Regions from separate parts of the Homo sapiens genome. Here region 1 is linked to region 2. A link is a loop called in an ENCODE intact Hi-C map of the cell type or tissue named here. Cell type or tissue: psoas muscle. All regions are shown on one strand. Each heading gives the region's core, and the rest is flanking DNA. Links, peaks and the distances in the headings are about the cores only. Region 1 overlaps NCOA6 (nuclear receptor coactivator 6). Region 2 overlaps PIGU (phosphatidylinositol glycan anchor biosynthesis class U).

Evidence for each region. Peaks named below come from ENCODE experiments on the same cell type or tissue, not always from the same donor. Only the 100,000 strongest peaks of a DNase experiment are listed, where the experiment ranks them.
Region 1: a loop joins it to region 2, with 3 times the contacts of the local background. A loop is called at or near these places in 49 of 110 quality-filtered maps.

What each region holds. Positions count from the first base shown.
Region 1 is chr20:34,768,368-34,771,285 of GRCh38, forward strand. It overlaps NCOA6 (nuclear receptor coactivator 6), which reads right to left. Exons shown (of 15, transcript NM_014071.5): 5 at 97-219. Among named protein-coding and RNA genes, the nearest start is that of NCOA6, 56 kb to the right of the region's middle. In psoas muscle, for the core only: a CTCF peak has its summit at 1,525 (motif pointing left); no DNase peak of the experiment used is centred there.
Region 2 is chr20:34,577,526-34,580,443 of GRCh38, forward strand. All of the region lies in intron 10 of PIGU (phosphatidylinositol glycan anchor biosynthesis class U), which reads right to left. Among named protein-coding and RNA genes, the nearest start is that of MAP1LC3A, 20 kb to the left of the region's middle. In psoas muscle, for the core only: a CTCF peak has its summit at 1,755; DNase peaks (open chromatin) are centred at 1,225 and 1,776; H3K27ac peaks cover 1,280 bases.

The DNA.
Region 1 (2,918 bases), core at 187-2,686, 190 kb after region 2:
GCCATGAACCCCCACCTATCTTGCAGGGCTCAAATGATCAAATAAGCCAAAAAAGGAAACTAGTAAAATGTCATACAATTGAGTGGGAGGTCTTACCTGGACCACTTGCCATAGGAAATCCCGCCTCCATCCTAACTGAATTTCCAGCTCCCATGGGTCCATTCATTCTCACATCTTGGCTTCGGTTCTGAGCCAAAGCCAGGTTAATAGCACCTTCCCCTGAAAATGAGTCAAGTGATAAAAAGGAAATCATTAGAATAAAATGCAAATTTTGTTTATAGACAGCTATATAAGTGCTTTAGTTTTCTGTGCTTTTGAAGAATTATGGTTAGTTTACCACCAGAAAAATGGTGGGTTCAATGTAGATGGGTCTTTCTTCAACCCATCTAAGCAGGTTTCATGAAGCACAAGGAGATATAACCAATTCTTACTTGTAATAGGGAAGCAGGGTGACCATGAATGATGCTTAGTATCAACAGAGATCCTGGAACTCTGAATATTTATTTTCAACCATCTTACCAATTGTGTGTGTGTGTGGGGTGTGTGTGTGTGTAATGGAAGAAAATGTTCTCAAAAACTCTCAAAATCCTAGACTTCCTTTTGGTAATTTATGATCAGAAGGTAGACACTAAATATAAGTAGGTTTAAAGAAGAAAGAACCTATACTGGTGTGGGGACACTAACACTTGTGAACAAAATACCAATTCCATTCAATAACTGCAATATAAACATATTTCCAGCAGGAAAAAAATCATGCAATGAAGAGGAGATAGGTTGCTACAAATCTACTTTCTGAGACACCTAATGACAGGACCAATACTTTTATAGGTTTTTGTTTTCTGAGATGGGGTCTCACTTTGTCACCCAGGCTGCAGTGCAGTGGCACAGTCATATAGCTCACCACTACCTTAAATTCCTGGGCCCAAGGGGTCCTGCTGCCTCAGCCTCCTGAGTTGCTGGGACCACAGGCGCACATCACTATGTCCGGCTACGTATAGGATTTTTTTTTTTTTTGAGATGGAGTCTTGCTCTGTCACTCAGGCTAGAGTGCAGTGGTGTGATCTTGGCTCACTGCAACCTTCATCTCCTGGGTTCAAGGGATTCTCCTACCTCAGCCTTCCGAGTAGCTGGGATTACAGGCGCCCACCACCACGCCCAGCTAATTTTTGCATTTTTAGTAGAGACGGGGTTTCACCACGTTGGCCAGGCTGGTCTCGAACTCCTGACCTCACGTGATCCACCCACCTCGGCCTCCCAAAGTGCTAGGATTACAGGCGTGAGCCACGGTGCCCAGCCTGCATAGGATTTTTAATTTTACCTTATTTGAGCTTCACAGTACCCTCATAGGTAATGTTACTAGAAGTGTTCCAATTAAGTAGACTCTAAACTTAGAGGCAACTTAAATCTTACTTGGTCCAATGATAAAAACGTCTCTGAAACAAGCAACAGAATGTTTCTTGCACTTAATCCAAAATTTTGACTATTGTTATTGTAAGAGAGCACCACCTTGTGGAGAGTTAAAATATAGCTAGTCTGTGGCTGCTGAGCTGAAAGGCTGCACTCACCCAAGTCCTTCTAAACTGTAGGGTTCTGATTCACAGGGTCTGATGGTAAAACAGAAAGTTAATGAGGTATGGCAGTTTCCTCTGTTCTGTCACTGATCTAGGTCAGCCTTCCTTTTTTTTTTTTTTGAGATGGAGTCTCGCTCTGTCGCCAGGCTGAAGCGCAGTGGTGCAATCTCGGCTCACTGCCATCTCCACCTCCCAGGTTCAAGCGATTCTCCTGCCTCAGCCTCCCGAGTAGCTGGGATTACAGGCACGTGCCAATACAAGCAGCTAATTTTTGTATTTTTAGTAGAGACGGGGTTTCACCATGTTTACCAGGATGGTCTCGATCTTTTGACCTTGTGATCCGCCCAAAGTGCTGGGATTACAGGCGTGAGCCACCATGCCTGGCTAGGTCAGCTTTCTATGTCTATTTTAACCAGGGAGGTTCACTGGTCACAGGGAACAAACAGCCTACCAAAAAGGAAGCAATCACTGGGAGCTACCAGATGCTATAGCTTGCCTCTAGAAGTCAGGCGTAAAAAGAGAAACAGAATACAGGTCATGAGGGTTTCCATTAAAGGAAGGGAACTATTAATATACAAAATTTGTTAAGACATTCTAAGTAGAAAGAATATTGTTCTGGAAAAGGACATCAGTTCGTATCATTCCTTAAAAACAGTTCCATTGCTTCCCACTAGTTTAGAAATAAAGGCCAAACTTCTTTTTTTTTTTTTGAATCGGAGTGTCTCACTGTTGCCTGGGCTGCAGTGCAATGGCGCGATCTCGGATCACTGTAACGTCTGCCTCCGGGTTCAAGCGATTCTCCTACCTCAGCCTCCCGAGTAGCTGGGATTACAGGTGCTTGCCACCACGCCCGGCTAATTTTTGTATTTTTAGTAGAAACGGGGTTTCACCATGTTGGCCAGACTGGTCTCGAATTCCTGACCTCAGACAATCCGCCTGTCTTGGCCTCCCAAAGTGCTGGGATTACAGGCATGAGCCACCGTGCCAGGCCAGGCCAAACTTCTTAGCCTATACAAGGCCTTAAATTATCTACCTAGCCAAGTGTTGTTCAACAGAAATATAATATGAGCCACATATGCAATTTAAAATTTTCTAGAAGCCACAGTAAGAAACAGATGAAATTATCATTTATTTTACTTAATACATTCAATGTATTATTTCAACATGTAATTAATGTAAAAATTATTATTATTTTTTGAAACAGGGTCTCACTCTGTTGCTCAGGCTGGAGTGCAGTGGTGAGATCACAGTTCACTGCAGCATTGACCTAACTGGGCTTAAGTGATCCTTCCCACATCAGCTTCCCAAGTAGGTGGGACTACAGGAGTATGCCAACATGCCTGGCTA
Region 2 (2,918 bases), core at 210-2,709:
GCCAACGTGGCAAAAACCCGTCTCTACTAAAAATACAAAAATTAGCCAGGCATGGTGGCGGGTGCCTATAATCCCAGCTACTCAGGAGGCTGAGGCACGAGAATTGCTGGAAGTGGAGAGGCAGAGGTTGCAGTGAGCCGAGATTGCACCACTGCACTCCAGCCTGAGCAACAGAGCAAGACTCTGTCTCAAAACAAACAAACAAACAAACAAACAAAACAAAATGAAATCACACGGAGAGCCCTCAGACTAGTCAAAGTCTCTAGGGTGGGGTTCAGGCATCCATATGAGGTTTTAAAAGCTTCCCAGGTAATTCCAATATGCAGTCGAGGCTGCGAACCACTGGATTACAGCTGCAGCCCCTTACAGTCTGCAACAGAGATGCCACCCAACTGTGTCAAAAGGAGAATAATCAGGACACGGTAGTTCACAGTTCTTTGTAAAGCTGAATGTTTTCAAGTTACAGTTCATTCTTTATTGAGAAATGATAGGTATCATTTTGTTGTTGTCATTAAAAAGTCCTTCATTTTATAACATGGGGAAGAATGGCTGGTAGTTGATTGTTTTAATGTCTTCAGCAAAATAAAAAGCTGGCAATCTGTCACCCGAGTTTATTGAAACATTAGTGGTCTAAGAAATCCCACAATTTGGACACTGGCCTGGAGGGCTTGCAAGATCCTCTTTTCTAATCTGAAGTTTCTCAATTCTGGGTTTTCAAAGATGAGAGGCCAAAACCCTGACTCAAGCCTCCTGAGACCTCCCAGGAACAAGGAGTCTTGCAAAGGGACGTTTTCACTGAGAATTACTATTATTATTAAACCATGTTACTACCTCAAGAAGGAGAACAAATGCTTCCCACTCCTCTAACCCAACATCACTATGTACATTTCTCAGTGGTTCTTTCTGATCCCCTGGAAATTATTTTGCTGAAAAGAATACAGACTATTCCCAAAATAAAATGTTTGCAGCCTGCCAGACCAGGTGGTTCTTGTTCTGTGCCTCCAGCCAGGGACACAGATTTCAGACAGGGTGACAGGAAGGAAACCAAGTGCAAAGAGACGAGAGAAGCTCACTGGCAGCCTCTGGGTGCTATCTCGAAGGGCTGCAAAGATACATTCCCATGCGGCTAGAGAACCATCACCAGCATGCAGTTGGCTTCTGGCCTGTGGTGACCTCTGCAGGAATGGGGAGCTGCTATTCACTCTTGCTGGCTGACAGGCCAGAAGATTAAAGCTATATATGCCAGAGCAGATGGAGCTGGAGACCTGGGGTACGGGACAGCTTGTTCCAGGCATCAGAAAGCGTCAGAGGTGACCAGGGCCTAACAAGGTGAAAGGCTTCACCCTTCATCAGACTTGCGAGGCCAGATGGAATCAGGTTCCCCACCACATTCACTGGGTGGCTTATCCAATCTCTGGCACCATGATTGATGAACTGGAACTTCAGGCAAGCCACTTTCCCTTCAGAGCCTCAGGCATTCGGAAAGAAAATCTCACCTGAAAAATCCAGTCCAATCAGAAGGGGAACAGGGGGGATTTGGGGACTTCAAAGGCCATGGTGATATTCCCTTTCTTAAACGAGGTGCCAAAACACGTGGGAATATATTTTATCATGATTCTTTATATGTATATCTATCAACATTCTTTTATCGCTATACAATAGTAATAAAAACAAAACAAACACACACACAAATCCAGCCCTTTGGTAACTGGCTCCTTCTGCTGTACCATGCAGGCTGGCATGGGTTCTGCCAGCAGGCTGTTCCCTAACACCACAATTGTGCGTCTGTATGACTCATCCAAGCTCCAGAGAGTCCAGCGTCTGGGACCTACACTCAGGGAGGGGCCACGTTCCTTTTCTCCTCTCCACTGCACAGGAAAACAGAAAGGTGAATGTGGGAGCATGCATGTTAGCGCTGACAGCTAATGTTTAAATGGAATTCCTAGCCACATTAAATATATTCAACGTAGGCTTAAACACGTCTCAACACATACATCCCACTCATAGGTCCTAAGGACCAGGGCTGATGCTGCTCCCAGCTAATAATGATTCACAGTTGTCAAGCCCCAAGCAGGTTCTCCAAGCACGTGTACTCCCTGCTGCAGGAGCAGTGAAGCAAAGGTGGACAGCTACTGTTCTCTGCAGGATCTTCAGACAACCTGAACCTGCAGACTATGTGCCCTGCCAGCCAGCAAAAGCAACTATTAGATCATTCAGGTTTCTGGAAACCCCATCCTTCTTCTTTGTGCCTCCTCACCCCAGAGGGCATAAAATAGTTTATTCGTCTTGAAAAATATGTTTATTCTGATGACTCTGGCTACCAAGCCCGAAGCTCTGATCACGGAACTATGTGAGAGACTCCCCTGCATAATTATTACTCACGATACTAACTGCAGTGCTATTTACAGATATTCTTTCTCAAACTTAACACACTCATGAGTTATTTTCTTTATTTGATTAATGGAAAAATCAGATGCTCAGAAAGGTTAAATGATGTGCCTAAGAACACATGGGGCTCGTAATGGCAATGCCAGGAATCGGAGTCAAGTGACTCTCCAGACTGCTCAGCAAATGGGATGAAAGACAGTCACTGAGAGAGAAAGAGTGCCCAGTGTGGGATGGGCAACCACAAAAATCCATTCTACATTCTTGAAATCCACTATCACAAACTGAGGCATGTCCATGTTTTGGTGGTCTCATGGTTTGTCACTGGCCACTCTGCCGAGGGGCCCCAAGCTGACTCTCAACCTGCTGGACTGGGTGACTCTTGTCTGTGCAGAGAGGATGTCACCACAGAAGACACTGCTTCCTCCTCCCAGTCAGGCCAGATGGGTCACAGCCCCACTAGGCCATCACCTGCAGGCGTAGCCCTGGCTCAGCTGCCCACACCACTGTTTACCTTCACTCAGAGGCACACT